Regions from separate parts of the Homo sapiens genome. Here region 2 is linked to region 1. The links are chromatin loops, found by intact Hi-C in ENCODE. Cell type or tissue: PC-9. All regions are shown on one strand. Each heading gives the region's core, and the rest is flanking DNA. Links, peaks and the distances in the headings are about the cores only.

Region 1 (11,514 bases), core at 3,548-8,547:
ACCCCTGTGTTGTTCAAGGGTCAATGGTAAATTGATTGATTGTAACTCAAAAAGGTAGATTGCTGAGGCCAAGGAAATGAAAGGATGCAAAGAGAAATGGCAAGAGAAATAGATGTATGCTTCAGGAATGAAAGAAAACAAGAATTGTTACCAGTCTTCAAAGGCAGAACAAGTACTTACAAGACAGATCAAGGGGATAAAACTTAGCTCTATAGAATCTCTATGTTATAATCTATATTATCTTAACTCTTAAAAAGGCTGGGTGTGGTGGCTCACACCTGTAATCCCAGCACTTTGGGAGGCCGAGGCAGGCTGATCACTTGAGGTAGGGAGTTTGAGACCAGCCTGGCCAACAGGGGGAAACCCTGTCTCTACCAAAAAATACAAAATTTAACTGGGTGTGGTGGTGCATGCATGTAATCCCAGCTACTCTGGAGGCTGAGGCATGAGGATCACTTGAACCCAGGAGGTGGAGGTTGCAGTGAGCCGAGATCGTGCCACTGCACTCCAGCCTGGGTAACAGAGAGAGACTCTGTCTCAAAAAAAAAAAAAAAAAAAAATCCCCAAATGTATAAGGCAATAGGATGGCAAAATTCTTTATCACACTAGGCTGTCTATAATAGGATTCTGACTTCAGGGAAATGTGTCATCCTCTAAGTTGACTCACAATACATCAACCTATTTGAAAAACAATGCCTTCCAGTCCCTTTATCCCAGCTGACCAGAACAATTTTGATGGCTCTTCAGAGTAAATAGGTTTTTGTAACTTTGGATGACTGCCAAAACCTCTGGAAAATTTCTGACAATATGTAGTTAATTTTTATTTCATTTTTGTAAGGTTTTGCCACAACCAGACATTATTCATTTTCATTTTAAATTATGTGTAACATTAATTAATTCATAATTTTTATTAACTATTTTTTTTTTTTTTTGAGACAGAGTTTTGCTCTGTCACCCAGGCTGGAGTGCAGTGGCACGATCTCGGCTCACTGCAAGCTCCACCTCCTGGGTTCATGCCATTCTCCTGCCTCAGCCTCCCAAGTAGCTGGGACTACAGGCGCTCACCACCATGCCCGACTAATTTTTTGTATATTTAGTAGAGACAGGGTTTCACCATGTTGGCCAGGATGGTCTTGATCTCTTGACCTCGTGATCCACCCGCCTCGGCCTCCCAAAGTGCTGGGATTACAGGCACGAGCCAGCGCGCCCAACCTTATTTACTATTTTTTAAAGATTAACAAGCTTTCAACATGAGAACTCCTTTAAAATACATATTTTTAATTTTCAATTTTTAATACCTTATATATGTATTGTGATCGTATTGTTAGATCTAAAAGTCAGGACAGCCGGGTGCAGTGGCTCCCGCCTGTAATCCCAGCACGTTGGGAGGCCAAGGTACATAGATCACTTGAAGTCAGGGGTTCGAAACCAGCCTGGCAAACATGGTGAAACCCCACCTCTACTAAAAATACAAAAATTAGCCAGTCATGGTGGTTGGTGCCTGTAGTCCCAGCTACTCAGGAGGCTGAGGCAGGAGAATCACTTGAACCTGGGAGGCAGTGGTTGCAATGAGCCGAGATTGCGCCACTGCACTCCAGCCTTGACAACAAAGTGAGACTCTGGCTCAAACAAACAAAAAAAAAAGTCAGGACATCTCTTGACATAAATTCTCACGTATAAATTTACATTCATACTCAAAGATATTTGAAATCAGGACCATGCTCCTGAATACTAGATCTAGTATCACTATACTTCTAATTCATATAGGATTGCAGGAGAAAATGGAAATGCCACGTTTATTTAACTGTTCTCATTTATGGATGTTAACCACTAAGTGTCATGTAGTCATAGAAGCAAAAGTTAGAATTGAACATACTAATTTTTAATAGAATGTACTTAACTCCACAAATCTAAGACACTGTCAAAGAAATTGAGGGAAATACACAGCTGACTACTCTGAATGTGAGAATCAGTGCCTAGTTTTATTAACTGTGGCAGAAGAAGACAGTATTTAAACCAGACCTTATATAATCCATCTATCTTGATGCTATAAACAAAATTTCCAGATACAAGGGGCTAATCTTTTCTTTTTCATAGCCATAACTTTTCCTTGTAAGTCCCAAGAGAGAGTCAATAATTGAATTTCAGAAAAGATGACCTTCTTTTGAGGTTGTTTTTGATCTGAAGCCAAAGGGAGGTAATTTATTTAGCAGAAGCTGTGGGTTCTAAACAAAGATACATATGTGGAAATAATGGCAAACAAAATAAAGTACCTTAATTTATTCATCAATAAAGCACTACCAAGATGCTAAGAATTCACATCAGAATAAATGCTCATGGGAATGGAAACTGGTTTGAGGTTTTCTTTTTTCCTTTTTCATGAGCACATGCTGCTGAACGCTTTTACTTCTATTATATAAAAAAGCTTTCATCCTTTGAAAACATTCCTGAAGAAAACTGATAGATCTACAAGTCTTCTGTTGCCTCAATTATATCAGCTTTCCTTTTGGTTAATTTAATCTAAGGCAATAAATAAGTAAATACTCTTATCCCTTTTAAATGACTGATTTCTCATGCATATTTCTTTTTTTTTCCTTTTCTTTTCTTTTCTTTCTTTCTTTTTTTTTTTTTGAGACAGAGTCTTGCACTGTCCCCAGGCTGGAGTGCAGTGGCACCATCTCGGCTCACTGCAACCTCTGCCTGCCAGGTTCAAGGAATTCTCCTGCCTCAGCCTCCCCAGTAGCTGGGCTTACAGGAGCTCGCCACCACGCCCTGCTAATTTTTGAATTTTCAGTAGAGATGAGGTTTTACCATGTTGACCAGGCTGGTCTTGAACTCCTGACCTCAGGTGATCCACCCACCTCAGCCTCCCAAAGTGCTGGGATTACAGGTGTGAGCCACCATGCCCAACCTCTATTCTACTCTTTAAATTGATTGGCCTCCCTACCCCAGTTGGCACGCTGGGCCAGCACCTGGCCCCTGTATTGGCATGCCTATCCCTTCAGCCACTTTGAACCTGTCCATTCTGCACACCTCTTTCTGAACTCTTCCTGACCTCCTCTGGCCATGCCACTGGTCAACAGTTTTATAAATTTTTTTTTTTTTTGGATCCAATATTCAAGGTAACTTTTCTGGTTCTTACTGCATTCCTTAACTAATCAATATGTCCCCTGATGGATGTTTGCTTCCATCTGTTTTAGGTAATACCTTGCCCAATTCTGGTCTAGTGCTTAGCATTGTCTCCTATGTGGTCTGATGTTCCCACCAAATGGATCTGGATCTCACAGATGCGAAGATCTCTTGTCCATGTATGGTGGCTCACACTTGTAATCCCAGCACTGTGGTAGGCCAAGCTGGAGGATGGCTAGAGCCCAAGAGTTTGAGACCAGACTAGGCAGGATAGTGAGACCCCATTTCTACAAAAATTTTTTTAAAAAAATAGCTGGGTGTAGTGGTGCATGCTTGTAGTTTCAGCTACTCAGGAGGCTGAAATGGGAGGATCACTTGAGCCTGGGTGGTCGAGGCTACAGTGAGATGTCATTTTGTGACTTTCCCAGTTGCTCCTGTAGATAAGCATCACTATTGTAAAACCTAAGATTGGTGTTTTGAGATGCCACTACACTCCAGCCTGGTCAACAGAATGGCAGTGAGAGACCCTGTATTTAAAAAAAAAAAAAAAAAGGCTTAGGAATTTAACCTTCATTGGTCTGGCTCAAGTCCACTGTTGCTTACCTTCATCTAGCCATCTAGAGCTTCGTTATCTAATCTCTGGTCCTTCACAGATAGTCTCATAATTTCTTTTCTTTAACCAACTCAGTGCTTTACACTTAAGACAGGTTAATTATGTAGGAAGACAGTTTTGGGAACATCATTTTCAGTCAAAAATTCTTTCATGGATTCCCATTGCCTGTGAAATAAAATTAACATATTTTAGCCTGACATTCAGGGCCCTCTATGAACTGGCCTCAACACTTATTTCTAGATTTATTTCTTAAAACTTTCTTTCTTATACTCATATTCCCTGTCTCCATCATTTGCCCGACAAAACATCTGGTGGAAGCTATCTATCTCTGTTCTCCACTGCTACCTGGTTGGTTTCACTTTGTTTGCATGGTTATAGATCTCAGATGAACACATAATTTTGCTCAGCAAAGCAGCCATGTTTTTTTCCCCATAGATTGCTTTCTCACTATTCTGTACCCTCACACTTCTCTTCAAACTTCTCTCTTCATCCCCTCTATGTACACCCAGGAGAATGACCTTGCTTGTTTGTTTGTTTTGAGACAGAGTCTTGCTCTGTCGCCCAGGCTGGAGTGCAGTGGCGCAATCTCGGCTCACTGCAACCTCAGCCTCCCGGGTTCAAGCAGTTCTCCTTGTCTCAGCCTCCAGAGTAGCTGGGATTACAGGTGCCTGCCACCGCTCCTGGCTAATTTTTGTATTTTTTAGTAGAGACAGGGTTTTGCCATGTTGGCCGGGCTGGTCTTGAACTCCTGACCTCAGGTGATCCGCCTGCCTTGGCCTCCCAAAGTGCTAGGATTACAGGTGTGCACCACTGTGCCCAGCCGAAAATGACCTTACTTATGACTCATTGAGAGTACACAAGCCATCCGTGAGGGATTCTTATCTTTCATCTTTCCACTACCAAATCTAAATTCTTGCTTCTTCACTTGTTTTCTCCTGATTGCTTTTTGTTAGAGTGGAAGAAGGGTCCCTCCTCCCATTTAAGGTCTCTCGTTCCACCTAGTGCTCCACACTCATCATTCTCATCTTTCCAGTGATGTACTTATTTGCCTCATCTCATGCATGCATCATATACTTCTCTTTACTAGCTCATTACTATCTGCATAGGAACATGTTGGTATTTCACATCTCTGTAAAAACTTCCTTTGATGCCTCATTTCTCAGTCTCTTTGTCCCACTCTCACCTTGGAATAAGGTCAACATATTGAAAAGATTATCTCCACACACTATCTTCACTTCTTCACCTCCCTCTCATTTGCTGTTTAATCCACCACATTCTGGTTCTTTCTACTCCATCTAGATGATGGTATTCAACTGATAGTGCTTTTATGTATGGCATTTACTATCTTTTAGGTTACCTAACAATTTTTGTCCATTTCTTCCCATTGGACCACAAGCTCTTCGAGGGTATATATTACATCTTCAGCATATTTGTATCCTCCCACATTACCCAGTACTGCTGCCTTGCATAAAGACAGGCAGAAGTACTGTCTTTTTTTTATCAGAGTACTATTGGGTTTTTATCAGAGTACTATTAACAGGAATGGAAATGAAAGATGTTGCGCAAATTACTAAGTCTAAAAAAAGCCAAGAAGCTATAAAGAATGTTGGTTACAATAATTATCATTTGAAGATTGTTATGTGCTTATGTCATAATCAAATTGTAAATTATCTGATGCTATCATATACTTGGAGCAGTGGAGAAAGCCCTAAAATTAGAGACTAAACATCATAGAAACACATGATTTCAAAAGAAAAGGTAGACAATCCTGAGATAATTAAGGTGCTGTTGTTTGTTGTTTTGTTACCATGTAATTCTGATTACATGACAAAGATTAACTCCTGGATGGAACTAGCAGAACAGAAAAATACAGATGTAGTTATTTCTAAATTTATAGAGAAATTGGTTTAGTATCTAAGATGCTGACATTAGTTGAGCTGTAGTGTGGATTCAAAATGCCTTTAAAAAATCTAAAATGAACTCAAAATATGTTTCCATTATAATCAGAAGTGCATATGTACATTTCAGGTATGTAGGTGATGTGGAAGAAATTTTAAATTTTATCTTTGTGAGCTCTAGTAGTTCACTTGGCAACTGGCAGTGCAGTCCTCTGACATCATTTTCTCATTGTTGACTAGTTTTATGAAGATGTGGCATTGTTCTAGAGAGAAATTGAATAATTATGAATTTAAATAAAGTACTCAGAAATCTGTGTTATAGTTGGCCAAATGTGCAAATAAAGATTTTATTTTATTTTTAAATGCAAGAGCTGGTTAAATAGAAACACATAGCTCAGGGTTAGGAAGAGAAACAGTGTAGAGTAGGTTTGTATGAAAATAAAAGAACAGAGAAAATAATGCTCTCCATTGTCTCGAGTGACACAGAATTGGCAGTAATCCAAATACCGCAAGAGACAAGATTAATATTAAGTATATCTGTCAACATCCTGTTTGAAAATCTCAGCCAGGATCGGAGATATCTGAAAACATCCAAAGGGGGTTTCGCCTAAGAATGAGTCATAGTCTCCATAGCAGAAAGCCCTAAAATATCAGTATCGGGTGTTAGAAGTCAAGCAGACCTTAGCGATAATCTTGTCCACTCCCATGTTTTACAGATGAGAAAACTGGGGTCCAGACAACCCTCTCTCCACCCAGCTACACTGGCAGGCACCAGGAAGTAATGAACAGAATATGGATTTGGAACTACACAGAATTAGGACCAGATCCCAGCTCAGTCACTCAGACAAGTCCCTTACTATCTCTGAGCCTCAATTTCCTCAACTTTAATATGAGAATCAAAATAGCTACTTTGCAAGGTGGTTGTAAGATTGGGAGCAATGCACATATAAAGCATCTGACACACAGAGAATCAACAAATGCTAGGTCTTATTGCCCATAGTCCTGGGATTAGTAAAACAGAACAAGGACACCCACTGCAGTCCAAGTGTGTTCTCACTATACCTTTAGAGATCTCCAGTCCGTAGACCTCTTCCAAAAAGAGGGGAAGGGGAGGAGTTATTACACTCTTCTATAAACACGTAGGCTTTTGATAATCTGGAAATATCAAATGAGCCAGTATCATATAAAATGCCAACTGGAACTTACTAACTTGTCCAGAACATCAACATGACAAAGGATAGTTTAACATAAGGGACAGAAATCTGATAAACATTTATAAATACAGCCCAACAAAACCTTTCTGAATTGAATCTTTCACACTTAAGTATGTGTGGGGACGGGGTGTCAATGTTGCATATATATATACCAAACCAGGCTTTGTAAGTTACACAATGGCCTATTTTTAAAAATTCAGCAATAATGCATTAATTTTTCTAACATTTAAGACAGACCTCCTGTATCTAAAATAAAAGTTGAAATTAAAGAAAAAAAAATTTCATTCCAAATTAAAACTAAACTTTGGGAAAAAAAATCCAAACCTTTAAAGATGGAATGAATTATAGCAAAAAGATAAAGGAAAATTGCTTAAGCCTTTGCGGTTTGTAAAAGAGTTGAGACAAAGCTGAAATGTTTATTTGTTCTAATTACCTATCTCCATTGCAGGTGTATATGACATGGAAATACAGGCCCTACTACTTAAAGGATAGACTTAATGACTCGTGGGCATTCTGATTGCTCGGATACTTTAGTCCTATCTAATTTTTTTTTTTTTTTTTTTTTTTGAGACGGAGTCTTGCTCTGTCACCCAGGCTGGAGTGCAGTGGTGTGATCTTGGCTCACTGCAAGCTCTGCCTCCCGGGTTCATGCCATTCTTCTGCCTCAGCCTCCCGAGTAGCTGAGACTACAGGCGCCTGCCACCACGCCTGGCTAATTTTTTGTATTTTTAATAGAGACAGGTTTCACCATGTTGGCCAGGATGGTCTCGATCTCCTGACCTCGTGATCCACCCGCCTCGGCCTCCCAAAGTGCTAGGATTACACGCGTGAGCCACCGCGCCTGGCCAATCCTATCTAATTTTAACTCATTTATATAAATATAGTCATTAGCCATGACATGTTAACTTTGAATGGACAATGTAAGTTTCCACAGCTAGATTCTACTGAATACCTTCTCAGGATATTCCCTTTGAAAATGAATAAGAATCTAAATCTATAAAGGAATGCTAAGTAACTAGCTTCTCCAAGTTACTACTTGCATTGTTTCCAGGTGCCTGGAGTCACCAGTATGGTAATATAAGATCTAAATAGCTGACAAAAGTAAGAAATCTGTAAGATTTTAGAACTAGAAAGGTTGTTAATGAGGCCACAAATTCGCCCATAGGCTAAATCCAGCCAACCAAAGTGTTTTAATTGTTCCTTAAAGTATTTGCCCATGCTATATGTTAGATACTTTGCAATAGTCTCAACCATTTAACAATCAAGAGATTTCACATTGCAAACAAGATTTCCAGCTTCCTTTGAAAAGTTATATAATCTGGCAACTCTGGGCTGAATTTTTTTTTTCCCTGCAACTTTTATTTTGAGTTCAGGGGTACATGTGTAGGATGTGCAGTTTGGTTACGTAAGTAAGCGTGTGCTGCGGTATTTTGCTGCACAGATCATTCCATCACCTAGGTATTAAGCCCAGCATCCATTAGCTATTCTTCCTGATGGTCTCCCTCCCCCACCACCTTCTTCTAACAGTGGGTCTGAATTCTTGCATGGCAATCCTTGGTTAGAGCTGAACAGTGGCCACCCCTTAAATGCAATGAGTTCTCTCCAGTTGCCCCATCTCCTATTACTCCTGATGGGATTACACAGGCCGATTCTGCTTACTGACATTGCCTTCACAGCTCCTGCTCTGGTCCAAATTCATATTTTACAGAAAAGAAAAGCCAACGCCCAGAGAGATCAAAAGATTGAAGCTAGCTCCAGAATCCAGATCTCCTAGCCAATTATGCCTTTTCCCATATCAGAAAGTCTTGAATGATTATTTGTTTTAATGAGTATTCCCTAAGAAATGAATAAGCACAAAAATAAAATCTAGAGCACAATTTGCAAGATATTAAATACTTAGGTAAAAAATAGTAGGGCTGGGTGTGGTAACTCACTCCTGTAATCCCAGCACTTTGGGAGGCCGAGGTGGGTGGATCACTTGAGGCCAGGAGTTTGAGACCAGCCTGGCCAACATGACAAAACCCTGTCTCTACTAAAAATACAAAAATTAGCCAGGCACGGTGGTGCACACCTGTAGTCCCAGTTACTCAGGAGGCTGAGGTGGGGGTATGACTTGAAGCCTGGGAGGCAGATGTTGCAGTGAGCTGAGATCACGCCACTGCACTCTAGCCTGGGTGACAGCCGTACCCTGTCTCAAAAAAAAAAAAAAGTAGTGCCACCTCAGACAAAAATATTACTGATTATCAGTGGCTGCTTAGCTTGTTCTTAGAAGGAGGACTAATTATTAACAGGCAATTGGTTTCGTATAATTTTTTAAAATCTCTAAATTGGCTTTATTTGAATCTTTAATGTTAACATACATAAGAGTCCACTTGGTGGAATTTAAGTCCCTAGGCCCTTTTTGAAGAGATTCTGAATAAGTATGTCTGTGTTGAGATGCAGGAATTTGCATTTTTAAGTGACTATCACAAGAGATTGATTGCACTTACCCATCAGACTAATACGTCACTTTCAGGTGGGTGTGGTGGCTCCCTCCTGCAATTCCAACACTTTGAGAGGTCCAGGCAGGAGGATCATTTGAGGCCATGAGTTAGAGACCAGCCTGGGCAACATAGTGAGACCCCCGTCCCTACAAATAATAATAATAATAATTTTAAACAATTAAAAGTCACTTTCACATTTTCAATTCTCATCTTAAGCTCCAGACCTTAATCATGGTACTTGGTTCCCCTCCATTCAAAGAATGAAAATTTCCCACTTGTAGCTCCTGATTCTTTTCATTTTCTTCTTCTTTTTTTTTTTTTCTTGAGACGGAGTTTCGCTTTTGTTGCCTAGGCTGGAGTGCAACACTGCGAACTCGGCTCACCACAACCTCTGCCTCCCGGGTTCAAGGGATTCTCCTGCTTCAGTCTCCTGAGCAGCTGGGGCTACAGGTGTGCACCACCACACCTGGCTAATTTGTTTTTTGTTTTTTGTATTTTTAGTAGAGACGGGATTTCTCCATGTTGGTCAGGCTGGTCTCGAACTCCTGACCTCAGATGATCCACCCGCCTCGGCCTCCCTAAGTGTTGGGATTACAGGCGTGAGCCACTGTGCCCAGCTGATTCTTTTCATTTTCTGTGTTTCCTGTTTTGCGGTTTATTAAAGAAAAACCCAAAGAACATATAATGACTGGTATAGCACAAAGGACCAATCCCATAAATATAATTGCTCAATCAGAATGTTTTTATAATGGTGACTAGGTTACTAGTATAGAGTATCTCCTACAGACTCTACTGACTTTATTCTTCTTTCTAAATAATGCTTTCTTTGAATTGAAAAATATTTCCTTTATGGAGCAAATGTACCAGAAGTTTTTATAGCTTTCGCTTAAAACTGCAGGTCAACTTTTGTATTTCTTCTCTAATGTCTCTCTCTCTTTTTTTTTTTAAAGGTTTTATCATCTTCTATGCCTTTTAAATAGACTTTTAGTATAACCAGACAAGCAAAATAAATAGCTACACAGTAGTCTCCTCACATATGACTATTATTTGATTCCATCTAACGAACTAGATATTATATCCTACATTATATCAGAATCACTTTATTTTACCTAAGGCAATTTTAAAGTGAAAATTTCTATATTCAGCCCCCCGAGAATAAAAATCAACAACAAAAAATCAGTCTCTTATAGGAAAGAGGGATATGCCAAAAAGGGATATGATGTCTGTCCACAATTAATTCATACTGAAACACTGCAAAAGTAGCACCAGATAAAGGGAAAAGAAAGTTCATTGAAGTATTTAGCTGGATTCACAGTAGGATATTTTTGAAGGTGAAAGTTAAGGCTCTCGGGTTCTAAGTGCTTATGACAGAGCAATTCTTGATGTAAAAGCAGGCATATGTAACCAGGCCACTTTTAGAGGAAGAAATAGGACCTCGGAGGATTTTTAATATTATTCAATGGAAAAGAATCTTGTGTATATATGGAATAATGCAATTTTAGAAAAAGTGCATACATCGTATTTTGGGTTTTTCTTTTTCATTTTTCCTCTTAGGAATTAGCCTTTAGAGAGGATTCTCATTTTTTTTTCTTTTAAAATTTTGCATTAGAATAGGTGTTCTAGTTTATGAAAGCACTTTTGAAAAAGATCATTTGAGAATGTGAAAATATTTAAGAATGTTTCAACTTCTCATGTAGTTTACTTCAAAAGTAACCTTTATAATATTAGACTATAAGTTATGCTGCAGAAGTAATTAATTGACCTGATTCTATTCATTAATTAAGACTCTCCCTGGTATCAAATGAGAAGCTTAACATACTGGGCAGTATAACAGTAATCATTGTGAAAGTGCTCACTTTGGCTTTATGATTAACATAGGAACTTAAGAACTGCTTAGCTTAAAAACTTGCTAGAGTATATTTAACGGGGCCTGAAAGAGACCTAGTATATTTAATGGGGCCTGAAAGAGACCTTAATATGGTCCAGTTTTTTTTTTTTTGAGACGGAGTTTTACTCTTGTTGCCCAGGCTTGAGTGCAATGATGCAATCTCCATTCACTGCAACCTCCACCTCCTGGGTTCAAGTGATTCTCCTGCCTAGGCCCCTCGAGTAGCTGGGATTATAGGCACCCACCAACACGCATGGCTAATTTCTGTATTTTTAATAGAGAGGGAGTT
Region 2 (8,524 bases), core at 3,349-8,348, 51 kb before region 1:
TCACAAGAATAGCATGGGAGAAACCGCCCCCATGATCAAATCACCTCCCACCAGGTCTCTTCCTCAACACCTGGGGATTACAATTCAAGATGAGATTTCGGTGGAGAGACAAAGCCTAACCATATCATTCCAATCCTAGCCCCTCCCAAATTTCATGTCCTCACATTTCAAAACCAATCATGCCTTCCCAACAGTCCCTCAAAGTCTTAACTAATTTCAGCACTAAGTCAAAAGTCCAAGTCTCAAGTTTCACCTTAAATAAGGCAAGTCCCTTATGCCTAAGAACCTGTAAAATCAAAAGCAAGTTAGTTACTTCCAAGATACAATAGGGCTACAGGCATTGGATAAATGCTCCCATTCCAAATGGGAGAAATTGGCCAGAATGAAGAGGTTACATGCCCCATGCAAGTCCAAAATCCAGCAGGGCAGTCAAATCTTAAAGCTCCAAAATGATCTTCTTTGACTCCATGTCTCACATCCACGCCACACTGATACAAGAGGTGGGCTCCCATGGCATTGGGCAGCTCCACCCCTGTGGCTTTGCAGGGTACAGCTTCCCTGCCCCAGCTGCTTTCATAGGCTGGCCTTGAGTGTCTGTAGCTTTTCCAGGTGCATGGTGCAAGCTGTCAGTGGATCTAGTGTTCTGGGGTCTGGTGGCCCTCTTCTCACAGCTCCACTAGGCAGTGCCCCAGTGGGGACTCTGTATGGGGGCTCCAATCCCACATTTCCCCTTTGCACTGCCCTAGCAGAGATTCTCCACAAGGACTTCACCCCTGAAACAGACTTCTGCCTGGACATCCAGGCATTTTCATACCTCCTCTGAAATCTAAGCAGAAGTTCCCAAACCTTAATTTTTGACTGCTGTGCACCTGCAGGCTCAACACCATGTGTAAGCCACCAAGGCTTGGGGATAGGACCCACTGAAGCAATGGCCTTAGCTGTATGTTGGCCCCTTTTAGCTACTTTTGGGATGCAGGGCACCAAGTCCCAAGGCTGCATAGAGCAGCAGAGGGCCCCTGGACCAGGCCCACAAAACCAGTTTTCCCTCCTAGGCCTTGGGTCTGTGATGGCAGGGGCTGCTATGAAGGTCTCTGACATGCCCTGGAGACATTTTCCCCATTGCCTTGGTAATTAACATTTGGCTTCTTGTTACTTATGCAACTTTCTGCAACTTATTAAATTCCTCCTCAGAAAGTGGGCTTTTCTTTTCTACTATATGGTCATGCTGCAAATATTCTAAACCTTTATACTCTGCTTTCCTTTTAAACATAAGTTCCAATTTCAGATCATCTCTCTCAAGTTGAAAGTTCCACAGATCTCTAGGACAGGGGTAAAATGCCACCAGTCTCTTTGCTAAGCATAACAAGAGTACATTTGTTTCATTTCCCATTGCCTCTACATTTTTGGGTATCTTTATCATAGTACACTACTCTCTGAGATACCAAATTACTGTATTAGTCCTTTTTCACACTGCTATAAACACATACACAAGACTGGATAACTTATAAAGAAAACAGGTTTAATTGACTCACAGTTCTACATGGCTGGGGAGGCCTCAGGAAACTTACAATCATGGTGGAAGAGGAAGCAGGCACATCTTATATAGTGGCAGGTGAGAGAGAAGTGCAAGCAGGGTAAATGCCAGATGTTTGTAAAACCATCAGATGTTGTGAGAACTCACTCACTATCATAAGAATAGCATGGAGGAAACGACTCCCATGATCCAGTCACCTCCCACTAGGTCTCTCCCTCAACACCTGGGGATTATGATTCAATATGAGATTTAGTGGGGACAAAAAGCCTAACCATATCAGAATGTAAACACTTTGTGCACAGGGATTACACTTCACTATGGCCAAGAGCCACCTGGAAATTGGCACCATTTGTCTCCAAACAAATCTTCATTATTTTGTACTGATGAATAAGAATTAGACCAGATTCTGGCTAATTCAGTGGCTCACACCTGTAATCCCAGCACTTTGGGAGGTCGAAGTGGGCAGATCATGAGGTCGGGAGATGGAGACCATCCTGGCCAACATGGTGAAACCTCATCTCTAGTAAAATACAAAAAATTAGCCAGGCATGGTGGTGCACGCCTGTAGTCCCAGCTACTCAGGAGGCTGAGGCAAGGGAATTGCTTGAACCCAGGAGGCGGAGGTTGCAGTGAGCTGAGATTGCACCACTGCACTCCAGCACTCCAGCCTGGTGATAGAGCAAGACTCCATCTCAAAAAAAGAAAAGAATTAGGCCAGATTCCATAACATAGATTCTGAAATGTGAACTCTCTATTAAGTATTGGTTATGCAAAGAGACGTTATCTACCCAATTCTCAACCCCGCATGGGTAAGCAATCCTGTTCAGTCTTCTTTCATCTCCCTGACTCCTACAATGCCTTCAAACTTTGCCTCACTTTGTAGCCTCTGGGAAAGCAAGAAGCCTAGTTTCTACAGCACCTAGCACAATGTCACATATAGTTGGCGTGAGTATTAATAAGGACATAACAAGAATAATGTATTTTTGTTTCACTTAGAGAAAATTATAGTCATGGTCACTTAAAGAGTTCTAAATTGTTCAACTGAAAATGGAAAGATGTTATTAAAGACTTTTAATTGGTGATACTGAGAAAATAATACCTCTTCGTCTTCAGGGGACATTAATTTTCAAGATGCATTTTAATTATATTAGTAAACATGTATGTACTCAGGAAATAAAAGCCACAATTGACAGTGTTTATTTTCTGAAGGTGGAATAGGTACAGAATGTCTTTCTCAGGATAGGTGGATGGGTTGTCAAGAATGTGCAGTCTTCCCATGGTCTCTCTTAAAACTTCCTTTTCTTAGGTCCACTGAAACCTTTTTTAAAGACTGAGTTCTGCTACGATGGTTACTTGTACATTTCACCTCCTTGTTGCCAGTACTGAGAAGAGGTGAAAAAGAAAATGAGGCTCAGAAGATCAAGAGCGCTAAAAATGTACACATCAGATTGCCTAGACCCCAATTTCCATATTCACTCTTCCTGTGTATCCCACACTCTCTCCTCAACACTGTGAAAGCAGCATCCTGTGTGTAGTCTGTACTTCAGTGGTGTGACCAGAACTGGTAGGCAGCAAAGACTGTCGCTGGGGTGACTCAGCCTCAAACACACTGACAGCCTGGGCCTCTTCCCGTGAGATTACATCCCCTCCCAAGGAGGCTGAACAATGCCAAGTAGCAGCTCCACAGGAAGCTGTTATTCTCTTTAGGTAAATGGTTTTCACCTGAACCCTGGATTTTTCAGACACTTAAGACATACAGGTCTTCCTCCATATGGAAGGTATACACTCTTAATTCTCTTGATAAACTGAGAAAGGCCTGATAACTTAAAAATAAGTATAAACAGTTCTTGGAATGCTAAGGCAATAATAAGGCTACCTATTACAAGTGCTTAAGGTGAAAAACTGGAAACAAACTAAGTGTTAAATTACAGTACAACTCCACAAGAGGAAGTAGATGACCATTCAAAGTCATGTTATCACAGAACATATAATAGCAAGGGGAAATGGTCATCATTCAGTGTTAAGTGAAAAGAGAGGAATACATAACCACATCACTACAAATGTTATATGTATTAGTATGCTACAAATGTTATAAAGTATGTTTTAATGTACATAAGAAAACAAAAGCCAGGAAGAAAATATACCAAAATGTTAGCAATAGTAATCTTAGTAGAATTTCAGGTGATTTATAATTCTTTCTTAAATTTTCTATTTTTAAAGTTTTTATAATGAATACAGGTCAACTTTTAAATCACAAAATAAAAATAATCATTGGTTTTTAAAATAATAAATTTGAATATTTTTATAAAGATATAATTATGGAGAAAAGTGGCAAGTACCATTACACAACATTGCAGGGAAGTGGTCAAGGGACTGGGCTCTGGAATGACTGTACAGCCTCGTGACCTTAGGTTAACTTCTCTGAGCTGTGTATCCTTGCCGATTGAATAGGGATACTGTATTTCATCACACTAAGAGTCTATGGATTGTAAGATATATATATATATATGATCCTTTTATGTACAAATAAGAGTTTTTAAAAATACTGCCAATACTCCATCTTAAGGCAAATTCTTATTTCAGAGATTTGAAAAAAAATGCATCAGAGCCTCAAAGAACTATGGTAATATTTGCACCTACTTCATAAAGTTTCATGAGAATTAAATAAAACAATCTATGTAAAGTTCTCAGAAGAGCATATGACACTTAATAAACACTTAACAAATGTGAGCCATTATTGCAGACTCACTTAGGATGGCTAGCAAAGACCCTGAGGGTGAAGGTTGATGTTTCAATTTGAGAGGTCTGAGGGTGGCTGTCATGAAAACCTGAAGCCAGAGTCCCCTACCCTTGCTGGCTAGGAATGAGAGCCACAAGTAGAAAATACAGCCATTGTTTTAGAAAGCAACATTACATAGGATTCTTGGACTTGACATTCTTAAATAACTGGGTAAGAAGTTAAATGTATAAGGCTGAGAAAGAAAAAGAGGAAGTGAAGAAAGTTTGAGGTTGGCTTAAGTTTTATAATCGTCAAATTATCTCTGTATCCCTAATATTTATTGAGTAACCACAGGACACACAGAGCCCTGTAGTTGCATGGGTGGAGTAGAAATAAAGCTTCAAAGAAAAAAAGCACATTTGCAGTCTTTTTTCTTAGAACATTCCAAACAAGTAAACAAAATAAAGACATACATATAGGAAAACATGCAATGTATGTGCCTATAATGGTATACATAAATGTCAATAGAACAGAATAAAGACAAGTACAAAAATGAAGGTGTGGTAAAATTATTTTATTAAATTATTAATTAATTTATTAAATTGTTAAATTATTTCACATTTTTTTGAGCTGCAGTAAGACTCCAGGAAGTTAAGCACTTTTTGAAAAAGACCTATTACGACTAAATGTAAAATATTCATCATTATCTAGGTTTAAGAGCAAGACTAGTGAAAGAGAAAGAGTTACTAGAAGCAATAAAAAGCAATACGTTTCATCATATTGCTCACTTAAGGGTTAAATCTATCATGTTTTTAATTACTCACATATAAAGTTTCTACCAAATATTTACCATGTGGGTTTTTAAGTTTGATGAATGTAAAAGCACTGGCACAGGCTTCAGCTAGGAAGTGAAGTAAAAATGTTGACCAAGTGGGAGAAATCTGGCAAAACAAGTCAACCAGAACCCTGACCTTTGAGCCTTTTCAGGTTTTGTATAGAACAAATCTTGTATAGAAATAAGATGTGACCTGGAAATGGTCCCAAAAATTGAAATACTTTACAGTGCCAGGAACAACATCATGTCAAACAAAGAGGAAAAGGAACTGTTAGCAGAAAGACATTTCTTCAGTTTGTATGTGCCCTTAAGAGGCAAATTAGTATTAGGATGTGGAGCAACAGTATAGTGGAGTCCGAAATACACTTTTAGCTTATGGTGAATTTTGAGGCTCAAGAGAACAAAGCACATAATTTCGGAGTATATTATAACCTGGAAGAGCTGAGCCCTTCAGATTTGTCCTCTGAGTTCCCAAAGTGCATTACTTTCTCTCAGGGGAAAGATTCATCAATGTGCACCAGATGGGGTTGAAGGGAATGACTGATGTTCAACATTTTGTGTGGGTGTTGATTTGCAAACAAGGAGTGATTTTTTAAACTAGCATCTGTGTTTGCCAATTTTTTTTTAATCTTGGTTTTCATTTTAGAACACAATCTTTCAAGTTTTCATAAAATGGTAGATTTCTTTGAATACTAGAATGAAAGAGGCTTCATCTGTCTCCTAGTCTGCATTATTCCATGTAACCCCTCTGGAGCAAGAAAGGCATGTTGAGGTCCTGGAGTGGGGAGGCCCTGTGGTCCATGCTGAGCTGCTTCTTAACATATACTCACCCTTGACTACACTGTCTTAGAACAAACGGAGTTGTCCAACGTGTGTATGGGTGGCTCCCATGGTCATGAGCCATGACCCAAGCCTTGGGTCACCAGCCCAACGAGTGATCAGTAAGCATGCCTTGGTATGGGGGCAGTTTTAATGTTTGGACCAGAGGGAACAGCTCTTGTTTCTACAGGGGCCAGGCAGGTTGTGTAAATGAGTTCAGTGAAGCTGCAGTGAAAAATCCACTGAGCAAGTGCAATGATGAATGTTGACTATTGCTTGGCCTCAATGAGGACAGAAAAGGGAGTGACAGAGGCTGTGTTGACCCAGAGAAGACAGGCTCTGTTTTAAAGGGGGAGCCACCACTTAGCTCCCATTGCTTTTTGTAAGGAAAATGGGCGGAGGTGCCAGCTCCTCTGAATTTTCTAGCAGGGCTGGCTTCAAGGGCATGCATTCCCTGCAGTGCCCCAGGGCCAGCACTCAGAAGGACCCACACCTGGTTTGATGCTCTGCTATCCCCATCTTGAAATTCTTTTTTATTATTAGTATTTTTAATTTTTCTAGAGACAGGTCTCACTTTGCGGCTTAGCTTGGAGTACAGCAGTACTATCATAGCTCACTGCTAACTCAACTTCCTGTTTTCAAGGGATCCTCCTAGGAGCCTCAGCCTCGAAGTAGCTGGGATGACAGGTGTGAACCACCATGCCCAGCTAATATTTAAATTGTTTGTAAAGATGTGGTCTTGCCATCTTCCCCAGGCTGATCTTGACATCCTGGGCTCAAGCAATCCTCCCACCTTGGCCTTCCAAAGTGCTGGGATTACAGGCATGAGCTACTGTGCCCGGCCAAAATTCTTAATAATTTTTGAACAAAAGGTACCTGGACTTTTCATTTTGCACTGGATTTCAAAAGCGATGTAGCCAGTCCTACTTTCAAAAGCAGTTATACATGTGTAATTTTCTACAAAATATTCCAATTTTTAAATATTGGCAACTAATTGAAACTTTTGAAATGTAGTGAATGCTACACATCTGCAAGCTAACTGGTCTAGAGTTGGCCAACATGTTCACCCCTCTAGATTGCCTCAATGATTATACTAGAATCTTAGAACTCAGAGCTATGATGTCTTAGATGCAACCTGGCTAATCCCCTAATTCTCTGGATGAGGAAACAATCAAAAGAAATGAAAATGGAAATAGAGACTGTCACAACTTCCACTATACAGGGCCTGTTGGGAGCAGCCTTCCTGGACATACTGCCTATGGCGAAAAGTGCAAGGAATTGGAGTTTCATGGCATCTGTGATAGTGTACACTTTCTGCTTCATCACCTTAATTTCCTGGGCTGTATTTTAGTCAAGTTTTTTTTTTTTTTTTTTTTTTTGAGATGGAGTCTTGCTCAGTTGCCCAGGCTGGAGTGCAGTGGCACGATCTTGGCTCACTGCAAGCTCTGCCTCCTGGATTCTCACCATTCTTCTGCCTCAGCCTCCCGAGTAGCTGGGATTACAGGTGCCCGCCACCATGCCCGGCTAATTTTTTTTTTGTATTTTTAGTAGAGACGAGGTTTCACCATGTTACCCCGGATGGTCTCGATCTCCTGACCTCGTAATCCACCCGCCTCAGCCTCCCAAAGTGCTGGGATTACAGGCGTGAGCCATCGCAGCCAGCCAAAAGTTTTTTTTTTAATCTCTTAGTGACTTCAATTTTTTGCCAGGGATTTAAGCCGTTGTTGATTTTATTATCATTTACACAGTAATTATCCAAGAATAACTCTTTTTTTTTTTTTTGAGACGGAATCTTGCTCAGTCGCCCAGGCTGGAGTGCAGTGGTGTGATCTTGGCTTACTACAACCTCTACCTCCCGGGTTCAAGTGCTTCTCCTGCCTCAGCCTCCCGAGTAGCTGGTATTACAGGCATGCACTACCATGCCTGGCTAACTTTTGTATTTTTAGTAAAGACGGGATTTCCTCATATTGGCCGGGCTGGTCTCGAACTCCTGACCTCAGGTGATCCGCCTGCCTGGCCCTCCCAAAGTGCTAGAATTATAGGCATGAGCCACCTCGCCCAGCCCCAAGAATAACTCTTGACTTAGCCAGAGGCAAGAAATACATTACCAGATCCTACCCAAGGTCTGCAGGTTTTCATGTAGGCGATTTCTTTCTTTTCCCCTTCCTTCATGCCATCAGCTTTGATAACATTCTATGTGATGTAAGAAGGGAAAAAAGTAGCTTAAACAAATGTAAAACCATATTCTAGTTTAACTGTTTTAATCTTCTTTATATTAGCACATTAGAAAGGTGTGCATTCCTGGGTTATCAGACATTATATGGACCAGCTATTTTTATAGATTTTAATTTGTGTTGAACCCATCCCTATAAAAAACGTAAAATAAACAACATCATCCCTTTTCAAGAGTCTGCCAGTGTATATTTCTTTGCCTTTATGGCCCCATTTTTGTGTCTTTCTTCTTGCCCTGTTCCATGGCATCTCATAAGACAGGAAAAATCTTGCAAGCCATCAGTAATTGAATATGTGCTTTGACAGATCCTGCAGCAGGCAATGAATACATTTCTCATAGTGAAAATTTATACCTGAAGCTGTGCTAGCTTAATCATTTCATCCC

What was found. A loop is a pair of places that touch in the nucleus more often than their neighbours do. Peaks named below come from ENCODE experiments on the same cell type or tissue, not always from the same donor. Only the 100,000 strongest peaks of a DNase experiment are listed, where the experiment ranks them.
Region 2: a loop joins it to region 1, with 8 times the contacts of the local background. A loop is called at or near these places in 2 of 110 quality-filtered maps.

The regions. Positions count from the first base shown.
Region 1 is chr5:127,886,790-127,898,303 of GRCh38, forward strand. All of the region lies in intron 6 of CCDC192 (coiled-coil domain containing 192), which reads left to right. Among named protein-coding and RNA genes, the nearest start is that of CCDC192, 190 kb to the left of the region's middle. In PC-9, for the core only: no CTCF peak of the experiment used is centred there; a DNase peak (open chromatin) is centred at 6,232; H3K27ac peaks cover 1,211 bases.
Region 2 is chr5:127,835,767-127,844,290 of GRCh38, forward strand. All of the region lies in intron 5 of CCDC192 (coiled-coil domain containing 192), which reads left to right. Among named protein-coding and RNA genes, the nearest start is that of CCDC192, 140 kb to the left of the region's middle. In PC-9, for the core only: no CTCF peak of the experiment used is centred there; no DNase peak of the experiment used is centred there.